2 separate regions of the Mus musculus genome follow, and region 1 is linked to region 2. The links are chromatin contacts, found by Hi-C or POLR2A ChIA-PET in ENCODE. All regions are on one chromosome and are shown on one strand. Each heading gives the region's core, a stretch centred on a gene start or an enhancer-like site at or near the end of the contact. The rest is flanking DNA. Distances are from core to core; before and after follow the strand shown. Region 1 holds the start of Stt3a (STT3, subunit of the oligosaccharyltransferase complex, homolog A (S. cerevisiae)). Region 2 holds the start of Chek1 (checkpoint kinase 1).

Region 1 (6,834 bases), core at 3,869-6,368, 41 kb after region 2:
AGGCGTTCGCCACCACGCCCAGCATATTTTTTTAACTATGTGTTTATGAAGGTGTCTCAAGATGTCAGAGGCCTCGTGGTAGTGAGCCATCTTACCCGGGTGCTGGAAACTAAATGTGGACCCTCTGCAAAAGCAGTGTGTACTCTTAACCATCTCCAGCCCACACTGGTTTTTGTTTCATTTCATTCTTTTGAGACAGGATTTCACGGTACTGCCTTGAAGGCTTAGCTGGCCTGGAACTCACTATGTAAACCAACCTGGTCTTGATCTCAGAGATCTGCCTGCCTCTCCTCCCAAGTGCTAGGATTAAAAACATGTGCCACTAAGCCCAAATTTTTTAAATTTTAATTTGTATTGGCTTTTTTTTAATTTTTTGAGAGAGACTCTCACTATACAGTCCAGGATGATAGGCATTTGTCACAATACCATGCTCTCATAGCTTTAATATTTTTAATGCCATAGAATTTAATAATAAGCCCAATTTCTACTATATAAATAAATGGAAAAGAAGTTATGATCTCAAGTTCATGACTTGTAATATCCTTTCTAGATTTAAATGTACTCCAGGACTCTTTCCCTTAAGGTGCACTACTGCACTTGGTCAAAATAAAAAGCCAGATTTCTCTTAGCCTAGCCAGACCTCAAGGCTTAACAACAAAGTCTATTACATTTTTGAGATCTTAAGACTCACTTGGAAACCTTGACAAAGTCTTCCTTTAAATGTGCTGAAAAAAATCTCCACCACTGAAGAACTATTTGGAACATAAACACATAAAAAACGCACAAACTTCAACATCTCTAGAAGGAAATAATGTCAGAGCAAAGGTACTCACGGATCAAACTCATGGATGACACTTTCAAATCTCAGCACAGCAAAAAGACGAGTAGAAAAAGCTACAAAATCCAGAGAATGAATATTGTAATTAGTGGCATGCTATTACAGAACAAGAGAAGGTAAACAGCAGCATTATGGGGAAGCTACAATTCTTTAGCACTGGAGTCAGAAGACGCAAAATAGTTCTTGAATGAAATCTTCATCCACTTCTCACCACCTAGAAGAGACACTACAAGTCTGACAAAAGTGTCTACATGTTTTCACTTAAATGGGATACTTTTAACTGTTGTATTACACAAAGCCTATCAGATCATATTTACCTAATACTGAATTTGGCCATCTTTCATGTGATTTTGCCCATTTTTACATCTTTTACTCATCTCCCTCTTATTTTAATCTTGGAATATTATCAAGCAAGGATATATATTTGACTCATGAAGAGCTGAGAAAGCTTTAAAAGCAGTAAATTTTCAAAAGAATTTGAGAAATACTAAGGTGCAGTTGTGTTTGCTTACAACGCCAGCACTTGGAAGACCGACCAAGAGAGGAGTTGAAGCCAAACTGGGTAAGTAGCAACTCTGCCTCAAACAAATTACTTTTCCTAGTGATGTGATAAATACCCTGATGTAAGAGAGAATAGGTTCATTTGGGCTCACAGTTCTAGGATGAGGGAGCAATATGCAGAGAAGAGGGATGGCAGAGCTTATAGCAACAGATCACACTGAGACCAATCAGGAAGAAGCATTAATTGTTCTGCTCTCTTCCTCTTTTCAATTCAATTCAGGGCCCAGAAAAGCATCATCCCATTTAGATGGTCTTTCCGACCTCAATAAACCTCATCCAGGTAATTCCTCACTGCAGTGCCCTGGGCTTGTCTCCTAGGTGATCCTAGATCATGTCAAGATAGTACTAGCAACTATTAGAGACAACAGAGTTGAAGATAAATCTTTTACAACACACCTGGAAGCTAGAGAGATGGCTCAACAGTTAAGAGCTCTGACTGCTCTTCCAGAGAACCTGGGTTCAATTCCCAGCACTCAAATGGCAGCTCATACCTGTCTATAACTCCAGTTCCAGGGGATTCAACACCCTCACACAGATAGATAGATAGATAGATAGATAGATAGATAGATAGATAGAAGCAAAAACACCATTGCACGTAAAATTTTAAAAGAATACTCTTTTTTTTAAATTCAACATCTGATAGCTTCTACTTTCTTTCACCCAATGAGAAAACAGAACCAGCACAGAATACTTCCTGTTTTTCCTATCAACAGCCTAAGGTTTACATTTCTTGAGTTATTTTGTCTTCATAAAATTATGCCAGTGACACAGAAAGGAAACAGTGAACTGGATGTAAAGTAAAAAAAATATATAAAATTTTTAAAAAATTATACCACTGAGAAATGGCAAAAAGAACAGCAATCTTGGGCTGAAGCGATAGCTCAGCCATTAAGAGCACTGACTATTCTTCCTGAGGTCCTTAGTACAATTCCCAGCAACCACATGGTGGCTCAAAATCATCTGTAATAGGATCGATGCCCTCTTCTGGTGTGTCTGAAGATAGCAACAGTATACTCATATACATAGAATAAATAAATAATTTTAAAAAAAAAAGGAGGAGCCATCTGCTAAAAGAATAAGCCATGTTTTAAAAGCTGTTTTTAATGTTCTCATCATCCCAGCTCCAAGGGGAGAAGCGTACGCAGACTCACATAACACAGCAGCCATCGACAGGATGAGAAGCTTTAGAAGTGTGTCCTGCTTCTCATAGGACAATCGCAAAAATCCAAGCTTAGTCATCTTGACATCAATGGGTGGCAACTGATGATATTCAAATACCTAAAATGGAAAAAGTCAAGACTGTAAGATACTGAATATACTAAATTTACTTAAATTAGCTTTAATCTTTTATGATGGTTAAGAACCATAGAATATACGTGAGCTACAAAAAACACCACAGAGGTAACCCAACCTGGGACTACAGACTGATGTACAGGGAAGAAGCAAACATTATTAGATTTATATGTCAAAATGAAAAAGGGAGAGCCATGCTTAGTGGCACACGCCTTTAATCCCAATACTTAGAAGGTAGAGGCAGGCCAATCTGATCTACAAAGCACATTCTAGGCCAATCAGAGTTACCAGTAACCTAGTTATATTGCCTTTCTGCCAAAAATAAAAGAACAAAAAAGAGTACTCAAAACACACACTCCACACGTCTATAATCCCAGGTATTTAAGAGACTGGGACAGAAGAATCAAAGGCTCCAGTTTAGAGAGAGCCTGTCCCAAGATAAAATTATTTAAAAGGGCTGCCCATGTAATTCAACAACGGAGTATTTGCCTAGAAGGCAAAAAAGCCCTGGTTTCCATCTTTCAGTACTACAAAAAGAAATATATATTCCACCCACAATTCTGTTTCCTAGTTGCACAGCAACCAAGTACAACTAGCAAAAGTAAGACACAAGGATCAGAAAGAAACAGAAGTGGAGGAGAAAGGAAAGTAGAAAAGGACGTGAAAATAGAAAGAGGGAAAACCAAACAAAGGTACTTGTTAAAAGGGAAAAAGAAAATAATCACGGAAACATAAGTGGGCATGAGAGGAGAGCGTACAAGCCAGGTACACTAGCCCATGTCTAGATTCCCAACACTTGGTGATACTGAGGAAGAGGATCACTGTACTGTTGAGTTCAGCATGGACCCAGTTAAGTTCTGAGTCAGTTTGGGTTAATGTGAGACCCTGCCACAGAGAAAGTTAAGTGGGGCTGAAGGTGGGGAAAGAGGGGGAGGTAATTTGGGCAGGAAGGTAAGTGGGAAGGGAGGGAAAGTGGAAATGAACATTACTTACTGAAGTGAAAGGAGAAATCTAGAAATCATGACTGACTAGACATAATTTCCAGCTATAAATCTAAGCCTCAATTGATTGGCTACAAGCTTTTTTCTGTTCCAAATCCCAGTGTGCATGCTCTCTGGCCAACTAAAGAGCAGGTGGTCACTAATGCAAGTTCAATCCATGCACTCAAGAGAGAAATATACTCAGGCCACCCACTACATATTCATTTTCAAAGTTCAAACTGTAACTACTGCTCAGGTCTATTTCCCTGTAACTCATTTCATGACCCAGAGAGAACTTGGAGCACCAGATGAAAATCTAGAGCAAAATTACAATAATAATAATAATAATTTTGTTTCTTCTAGACCAGAATAAATTTTGGAATGGTGGTAAGGGAAGCAATCTGCAGACAGTTCAGAATGGTGATCAATTATAGACAATTGGTATGTTAAGGACTAAGAAACAAAGAGTGTGGCAACTGAGAAAACGTAGCACTGTTCAAAACTATGCTGGGAAAGGGGAAACTGCATTATCTTGTTCCCTTCTTTCCAGGGACCAGGGGGTTGCAAAAGGAAAACACTGGACAAAATGGAAAACACGAAGACTCACACTGCGAAGTCTAACATCTTTCCTTTAATTAACTATACCAAAAGAGCAGTTTGGGCTGGTGTGATTAATTATAATTCCAAAGGGAAGGCTTATCACGCACTAATTCTGGGAAGTGAACAACTCAGTCCCATCTCTTGGGTTTGTAGTTGTTCTCAGGAGATAAGTGACATGGAAACTAAACACCACTGAGCTAATATGATCCACACACCTGAAGAGTAAGCAAAGGCAGCGAGAGTGCTAAAACCTGGACTTTAAAGCTAAACACTGCGAGTTTTCATACCGTTCTTGGCAATCTCCACACACCGATAGGGTACAGAAAGGGAAAGGACGCTTTTCTTATCTGCTCATCATCTCTCTGCTTCTCAGCTGTGTCTGCAAGCCTTGACCCACCCGAGCTCTAAATTCTAGGGCTGCAGCCTCGGTGGTTTTCCCACATACGTTTCCACGTCATCTTGTGCACCCTCACTGACTTCGAACCCACTATCTCAGCACACTCCGCGTGGCCCTTCCAAGCTAGTCCCAGGATCCTGTGCCCCACGCCCTCATGGCCAGAGTGCATTGCTCTGCCAAGACCCTTCCTCAGATCGTCTGGTGCCCCAATGCCTGGACGTCCCCATCTCACACTCCACGCCCCCTCCTCCGCCCAGGCCGCAGGCAGGCTCTGCTCCCCACCTCTACAGGCTTGTGTCCAGCACCTCGTTCGGGCCGGCCAACAGCCCGCGCGGCACCTGCCGCTAATCCTCTAGCGCTACCCCAGAGTTTCTCACCTCACGGATGCTCCTCAGGAACCCACTCTGCTCCCCCTGCCATCCGTTCAGCGGCGCACTCAACCCTGACAGCAGCCAAGGCCCGCCTCCCTGCCCGCTCCGCATTGGCTAGCCTCCGTCGATGTATATTTCAGGGGACCGACAGGATAACGGTTCTGTCTGTCATTTCGAGGGCGTGGATCGAGTCTGGATTCCTCCTTTTGAATGGACAATGTGACTGTCATTCACCCTGTTGAGAGGCGTGACTATGAAGTCCCACCGAACTGTGATAGGCCGGCGCGGGAAAGCGAAACGCGCGGAAAGAGCGTGCTCTGAACAGTTTGGTTGAGAGCCGAGCAGTGACGTGTCGGTCTGCGGACCAGGAAGGAGCGGCGATAGGAAGGAGTGGACGCTGTACCCTGGTCACATGAGCAGAAGCGGAAATACGTAAAGAAAGCGGCAGTCGTACCACGTCCGGAAAAGTTGGGCTGCAGATCCGTTTGTTTTTTAAGGTAGAAATGGCCCGTTACCTATTAAACGGTTAAAGGAGAGAAGATATGTTGTGAAAACTCTCAGCCTCCATGGTTCACACGAACCCACCTTGTGTAAGATGTGTCAACTAATAAGCCCAAGAATTGTTTCTGTGTTTGCAGTAACCTCGATAAAGGGACCTTTGACAAATTTCACCGAAACGTTTCACTCAGGTCTGACTTTATGGAAGGGCCCGGGAGGCCTTTTTAGGGTGTCACCGCCCGAGTCGGGCTGAGCCGGCAATAGCCTGCAGAAATTATCTCAAGGCTCGGAGCGGCTAGCCCTGGGCAATCAGGAGCAGCTTAGCATCGCCGGGCCCCTGCGAGGGTGACCTTTCCTCCCGGGCCCTCCGAGGATGGTACTGAGAACGGGCACAGGAAGGGGTTTCAGCTGCCAAACTCCAGTCTTTTCCGATATATACATATAAACAGATGTACTAATTCGAACACTTCCATGCCTTACAAGCCTCAAACCAAAGGCTACGGTAAGATTAGACCATCCAGATACCATTCATATTTGGTGCCAGTGACGCTGGCTTCTCTTTTCCTCTCCCATGAAGGGAAGCACCAACTATTGAAATCAGTACTTATTACAATAATGCATTTCCTCAAAATGCTCATGACCAGTTTTTACACCAGGACCTAACTCAATACCTCTTCTCTTTTGTTTTTATAGTAAATGTTCCATGTAGTTTTATTTTAGCAAGAATAACGGCAAAGCACACACTTGTGATGCCAGTGCTCCCAGAGTCTGAGGCAGGAGGAGCTAATTCCAGGCATCTTAATCTGAAGGAGATAAGCATGAGGACTTTACATACATTCAAACTCCTGTGGCTTCAAAACCTAGCTTAATTTCTTACATAGATAAATTATTTCTCACAGTTCTAGAGTCTGGGAAACAAAAGATTACAGTGCCCGAAACTGACGAAGACTTTTACCACGGCATTATATGGTGGGAGGTCACCTCAGACGTTTTATTTTAAAAAAAAAAAAAAAAATGCTAAGGTCAGGACTAGGGACAATGCTAGGGCTTGGTGGGTAAAGACAGTTGCCCCCTTACAATCTACAATCTTGCATTTGATTACCCAGGATCCACCTAAAGGTTGTAGAAGAGAACTGACCCCACAAAGTTGTCCACACCTCCACTGTGGCATGTATGTGCACACTTGTACACATACACACAGTAATAATAAAAGTTTTAAGGGGGCTGGTGAGATGGCTCAGAAGTTAAGAGTACCGTCTGCTCTTCCAAAGGTCCTGAGTTCAGATCCCAGCAACC
Region 2 (6,888 bases), core at 2,236-4,735:
AGATTTGGCTCTCAGCACGCACATGAGTCACAACAATTTGTCAGCTCCAGGGGATCCAGTACCCTCTTCAAGCCTCTTATAGCATCAGACATGCCTCCACAGGCACCAGGTGTGCACATGGTACACAGAATACAAAACAGCCATAAAATAAATAAATAATTTTAAATAGTTCCCAATGACTGCCAACAGGGAAGTCATGTACAATTTCACTACATCACAGACTTAAATCATAAAACTTTTACATCACAAAGTCAAGAATGCCTGACTCTTCCTCCAATTTTCCTGTTACATAACCAATTCTGAAATAAAATTGATCTAGCTAACATTTAAAAATGCAGCTAAGAGAGTTGGGTGGTGGTGGTGCACACTTTAATCCCAGCACTCAGGAAGCAAAGGCAGGTGGATTTCTGAGTTCAAGGTCAGCCTGGTCTACAGAGTGAGTACCAGGACAGCCAGGGTTACAGAGAGGAACCTTTTCTCTAAAAACCAAAGAAACAGCTGAGAACATGGTTGAGTAGTAGACCAGTTGAAGGGCCTGTGGAAAGATGGTGGGTTTAATGTCCAGCAGCACACACAACGTATGAAGGTGTTCAGTAAAATATTTATCTTAAATCTTTTCCATACCAATTCTATCAAAAAGTTCTCCTCCACTACAGTACTCCAGAAACAGATACTGGATATGGCCTTCCCTCCTGTGGCCATAGAATTTCACTACATTCTCGTGGCTTAACATTTTATTGATGCAGATCTCTTTCTTAATATTTTCTGGACAGTCTATGGCCCGCTTCATGTCTACAATTTTCACTGCAACAGCTTCTTCAGTTATTCTATTCACAGCAAGTTGAACTCTTAAAAAGAAAGAGAGAAAAAGTTACAACATTTTCACCTCAGAATTCCCTTTCTCCTAACTCTTCAAAAGATTACTGATACACACCTGTAATTCCAGCATTCTAGAGACAAAAGGGTCCAAGTTCAAACACAGCCTAGACTACAAAGAAACTTTCAAAGAAAAAAAACAAAAAAAGCAAAACCCTAGCAGCGGGTGGAGGTGTCTCTGAGAAGCAGAGGCAAGCAGAGCTCTTGGAGTTTGGTGCCAATGAGATATTTATTCTCTCTACAAACAAAACTGAGGGGTGGGGATACCTGAGGGGGGGCCTGGAGAGAAGGCTCAGCATGTAAGAGCACTTGCTTCAGACCTCAGCCGTTTCCAGCACCCACATGGTAGCTCACAATCATTTGTAATTTCCAGTTCTGGGGGAATCCCACACTTCTGGCCCTCTGTGGGCAAACACTCATCCATATTTTAAAAATGCATAAATCTTAAGAAAAAAAGCTTCAAAAAGTTAGATGTAACACACCCCAAACTATTCTTCCTTTCTTCATCAAGGAAAATGAAATGGCCTCTGCTATGTTCTCAGACGCATTGAGACAAATGTGAAGCATTGCCATTAATGCTCCAAGAAAGTCTTGGAAACTTGGAAACCTTGTGCTTGCAAGTTATCTAATAACTGACCATGCTTTGAAAGACAATAGCAAGTCTACAATACATCACATATACACATGATCTAGTAATACAACAGCATTACTTTACACTTATTAATCTCATGCATATATGCCTGAGCCAACTACTGAACACATCTTTAAGGTAAGAACCATTAATTCTATCATCAGATGAAGAAACAAAGGCACATAAAGCTTGCTCAAGAACACAAATACAGCCAGGCGTGGTGGCACATGCCTTTAATCCCAGCACTCGGGAGACAGAGGCAGGCGGATTTCTGAGTTCGAGGCCAGCCTGGTCTACAAAGTGAGCTCCAGGACAGCCAGGGCTATACAGAGAAACCCTGTCTCAAAAAACCAAAAAAAAAAAAAAAAGAACACAAATACAACCAGGATCAGCTGAGTGTGGAGATCTGAAATTAGGCAGGATGCCGCCAGGGTCTTTTCATTATCTCATTTAAAATTCTAAGACACATGATTTGTTAGGAAAACAATTCTTTTATAAAAGAAAATTTTATAAAAGTAAAATTAAAAAAAAAAAAGAAAGAAAAGAAATTGGACCGTCAAGCACAGGCTTGTCATACCTACCTGGGAGGCTACAGTGTACAAGTTCAAGGCCAACCTAGGCAATTTAACAAGATTTTGATCTGAACAAAAACAAATGTAAGAAGAAATTTGGTGTTTTACAGGCCTAGAAATGTAGCTCATGGCAGAGCATAAGCCCAGCATGAGTGATGCACTAGGTTCAATGTCTACCATCACAAAAGAGGAGGAACAGGTGTGGATGTGCTTCACTCACTCAGAGCCTTGATGTACAAATGCGAATATCCATGCTCTTTGCCACTTGAAATAAAGGACTTTTTTTAAAGTGTGTACTCAGACAACAGGTGGAAAACTAAAGCAAACAAACAGGTAATATTTAAATTAGGAAGACCATGGTAATGGCCAGGCAGGTTAAGCCTCTTGCTGTCAGGCCTAATGATCCCTCCAAACCTTCAACAGAACCAGCTCCTGCAAGTTGTCTTCTGACCTCCACAGGTGCACGCACCATAGCACGACAGACAGACAGACAGACAGACAGACACACACTGCAATAAAAAATTAAAATGAGGACTCAAACTTACTCTCCATAGGCACCTTCTCCCAAAGTTTGCACCAAATCCCAGTCTTCCACAAAAGGCACTGCCATGACTCCAAGCACAGCGACTGTAAAATGCAGGATCCCAGAAAATACTGGGGATGAGTGTAAACTCTCATCACCTGTAATGCCACTGAGCCATGTCTCCTGCTATGATTCCGCACGACTTTCTTTTCATCTTACATCTGAACCATATTTACCCACGTCATAATACTGAACTTGAACATTTTGTCCTGTTTATCACAAATCCTGTTTCCACGTTTGTCCTCCGTCCGCCTTTATGCAAAACTGAGCACTTGCTTGGCTCCAGGGTTGCAAGACAAGAGCTTTCGGGTGAATGATCCGGAAAGGGAGTTGCGGGCAGGTCAGGGTGCGGGGGTGGGGAGCAGCTGGGTGTAACTACGGTAATTACTGCCAGAGCAGCCCCTCCTCCCACCCGCTCACTTCCAATTCCCACCCCAACGGCACGTGTCCCCAGCACCGGGAGGGAACAGGGCGGGGCCAAGCCGCGGAGAGAAGCGGGAGGCAGGGACCCCTAGAGCCGGGAAAGCATGCGAACCCCGGAGCCTTACAATCGCTCTGGTCCCTTTATGCTGGAGAGCCACGGGCCACCCGCTCCAGCCCGGGCTCCGGGCGGCCCTCCCACCTCTCTGCTAGTCTGGACCACTCCCTCCCCGCGCCCGTCCACACTAAACAAGCCCTCTGGGTCCTTTGCTGGAGTTCTTTCCCACTGTTCAGGACGCCCTTCTCACCAAGCAGTCCTTTGCCAGCTGCCACAGGAATCCAAATGCACAGCTTTTCCCGCCAAAACCTGCTTGCGTCATGCTGTCGCAAAAGCGCACACCTCTGCCGTAAAGCGGGCCGGCGCGCGTTGTCCTATCCCAGGCTCTGCAGAGGAGCGACTTCAGTAGACCGACCGCGCAAGGACCCTTCCTTCTAATACTGGCTGAAATTCTGATGTGGCCGTAGTTAAGACACAAGCTGACCAGATTTGGTATTGACGACTGCTTTGGTGAGAACTGATCTCTGAGTCCGAATGAAATGGAAATGGCACGGGGCGTGTGCCACGCCTTACGTTGCTCCACAGAGGCACCGAAGCCTCCATCCAGACTGCGCCACCAGTTGGGCCAAGAACCCAGGTTCCCTGCCACTCAGAGCCTGCAAAGGCTGCACCGTTAAGTACGTAAACCGACCTGCTCTTGACCTCGGAGCCCCAGGGAGGAAGGCTCAAACTAAGCGACACAGAGTGCTCTGTAAACTCAATTGTGCCCCCCTTAGTATTCGAATTGAGAAGCTAGCAACTGCTGCTGGAATTCTGAAAAAAAAAAAAAAAAAAAACGAAGGAAAGCAAGTGTGGTGGTGCATGCTTGTAGACCTAGAACTTGGGAAGCGTAAGCAAGAAGATCTTGAGTTCAAGGCAATCCGAGTTATACAGGGTTAGTCTTACCAAAAAAAAAAAAAAAAAAACGAAGGGGAAAAAAAACCACATCGCCGCGGATGTGTGAGGGGAAAGTGCAGTGAGAGTCACCAATATTGCCTGAACAGGAGGCTCCAGAACCAGTTAAATCTTTTTTTTTTTTTTGGGGGGGGGGGGACACACGACTATTTGCCTGTACTAGCTTTCTTAAACAAGCACGGTGGCCCACCACACTATAGAGATAAAGCAGGAGATACCCAACCAAGATGCTCGCTTTCAAGAAAAAACAAACAGCAAAGTAGACTTAATGGTGACTCATCTATAACCTCAGTCTAGGGAGGTTGAGCCAGGGAAAGTGATTCAGGTTGGTCAGCCTGAGCCAAGGGTGTGTGAGTGTGTGTGATCTTATCTAAAAAAAAAAAAGGAGGTGGGTTGGGGAGCACAATCAATATTCCTTAACTAGGCTAGACTTATGGCATAATGGTAGAATGCCTGCCAAGCATACAAAAGTCTCATAATAGAGAAATGTCAATTCTAAGAAAAGGGACTTGGATACAAAAAATAAGGAAACAATGAAACCATGTGCTGGCTAGTCAAGTGCATTGCCTCTGAGCTACATCTCCAACTCCATGAAATCTAACCTGGAAATGTTTAAACTTAAACCATGTTATCAGTTTAGGGTTCGTGTAATTAAAAACAAGCTATTAGATTATTTCCATTTCTTTGTGATTTCCTGTGTATATTCTGAAATCTACAAGAGGTTGATTTAGTCTTTTTTTTTTTTTTTTTTTTTTGGTTTTTTGAGACAGGGTTTCTCTGTGTAGCCCTGGCTGTCCTGGAACTCACTCTGTAGACCGGCTGGCCTCGAACTCAGAAATTCACCTGCCTCTGCCTCCCAAGTGCTCTTAAATGGAATCTAGGTTCCTCTAGTCTTAAATGGAATCAATGTCTTATTTCCTGGAAAAGACACAGTATCAGAGTTCTGACTTGGAGAAGAGTGTGTATATGTGTGTGTGTGTGTGTGTGTGTGTGTGTGTGTGTTTATGTGTTTGTGTGTACACCTATACCAACAACAGGGAGGTGAATGTAGGAAGACCAGTTCAGGTTCACATTGGTTATATAGAAAGCTCAAAGATAACCTGGAATAAATTAAATACTGTCTCAAAACACCTAATGTGTCTGAATCGATTAAAAGAAAACTGTTCAGACACAGAGGAGTAACTGAAAGTGAAGAGAGGTGGGGAGTAGGAGGACTCATGATAAAACTCCCTAAAATTAGTTAGGAAGGAATAGTAGTGAAACGAGGCATAACACTTGCCTGTAATCACAGCACTTCGGAGGGAGATGGAGAAAGATCAGGAATTCAAAGCCACCCTAAATTTGAATCTAACCTAGGCTACATGAGACTGACTTTAAAGGAGGGAGGGGCCACATAAACAATACCCTCTATTCCTTTCTGAGTATGAGAAATTTTGGGAAAACTGAAAGCCTACTGAAAATAAAAGGTAACAAACACAAAATAATGATTAATCCCAAAGACACCAATGACAGTACAGGAAAGTGACTTGACATGCATCGTGGGAAGCCCAGAATTGAAATGAGGACACCAGGCAACTCTGAATATGAAGGTCAAAATGGGGCAGTCACACGACTACCTATGAAGCAGAGATCTCTAAACACTTCCTGTTGTATAACCAAGGAAGAGCTCTATAACCAAGGAAGAGCTCTTCCCCAAAGCTACTAGTAAGGTTTGAGATAGTAAATGATTGCTAAACTATAAAGTAGACATAGTAAAAGGTGTGGCTATCCTGAAAATAGCATTTAAATTTAAGTGTATGTACTGAGAGTTGAACCAATATGCTTTCCTTTTCTACTTTAACCTAGAAAGGCAACAGCCTGGCCAATATCCTTGAATAAAAGGACAGAAATCCTGAATCTTATGTACAAAAGAAAGAAGGAAAGTTAACACATATTATGGAAGAAAAAGGAAATCTAACACCAATATCAACAACTTCTCAGTGTGCCAGCCCAGCCTGATCATAGTACATTAAAAAGCATATGCACACATTCTCCATAACACTTTAGACCACCCAGTCTGAAAAAAGCAGTCAGCCAAGAATTTGGAAAAGTCTTTAATTGGAAAGGCAGCAAAACAATGGGACAAAAGAGATCTCTAAACAAGAGTGCTTAAGACTTTAGAAATATGAAAGCAGAAAAGAAAAAAGTTATTTTTTTTAAATATGGTTGAAATTAAGAGATGTTGCTCACTGTTAAGAGTGCTTACCTAGCATGCACAGGGCCCTGGGCTTAAACCTACGCACAACATACAAAAGGGGAGAGGGAGGGAAGAGGAAGGGAGGAAAAAGAGAGGGAGGGAGGGAGGGAGGGGAAAACAGAGCAAGACCACAAATACAGCTGAGGAAATCTCCAAAAAGGTAGAATAAAGAAGAGCAACTAAGAAACTATTAGAAAACTGACTCAGAAAGCCCCACACTCAAATAACTTCATCATGGACTGGGGAGTTAATTCAACAGTTAAAACCAATGGCTGTTCTTACAAAGGGTTCAATTCCGAGCACTTGCATGGCAACTCACAACTGTCGATAACTCCAGTGCCAGGAATCTGATGTCTTCCTCTGGATTCTATGGGTACTAGGAATGCACATGATACACATATATGTGGTAAAACACCCAAACACAAAAATTTAAATATTTCAAGTGTCATACCATGTTGCCTAAAATATGAACGTTTTAATTAGCCTTATCAGAGAATTGGAGGAATCCATATATAACTGTTTGAAAAAAAAAAAAAAAAAAACAGAAAAATTTGACTA

The links. A loop is a pair of places that touch in the nucleus more often than their neighbours do. ChIA-PET counts read pairs that join two places held with the same protein, here RNA polymerase II (POLR2A).
Region 1: a map of heart shows a loop between it and region 2 (4-fold over the local background). The contact joins the promoter of Stt3a here to the promoter of Chek1 in region 2. A Hi-C loop is called at or near these places in 11 of 37 maps with a recorded cell type or tissue (T-helper 17 cell, adrenal gland, gastrocnemius and 3 more). POLR2A ChIA-PET finds 5 or more read pairs at or near these places in 3 of 5 experiments (Patski and embryonic stem cell).

What each region holds. Positions count from the first base shown.
Region 1 is chr9:36,762,504-36,769,337 of GRCm38, forward strand. Stt3a (STT3, subunit of the oligosaccharyltransferase complex, homolog A (S. cerevisiae)) reads right to left here and starts at 5,119. Exons shown (of 18, transcript NM_008408.5): 1 at 5,047-5,119; 2 at 2,551-2,677; 3 at 834-894. The coding sequence starts at 2,638. It overlaps Gm26787 (predicted gene, 26787), which reads left to right and starts at 5,384. Exons shown (of 4, transcript NR_166654.1): 1 at 5,384-5,537.
Region 2 is chr9:36,723,173-36,730,060 of GRCm38, forward strand. It overlaps Chek1 (checkpoint kinase 1), which reads right to left and starts at 3,486. Exons shown (of 13, transcript NM_007691.5): 1 at 3,391-3,486; 2 at 2,625-2,706; 3 at 625-848. The coding sequence starts at 2,689. Stt3a (STT3, subunit of the oligosaccharyltransferase complex, homolog A (S. cerevisiae)) reads right to left here. Exons shown (of 18, transcript NM_008408.5): 18 at 6,172-6,888.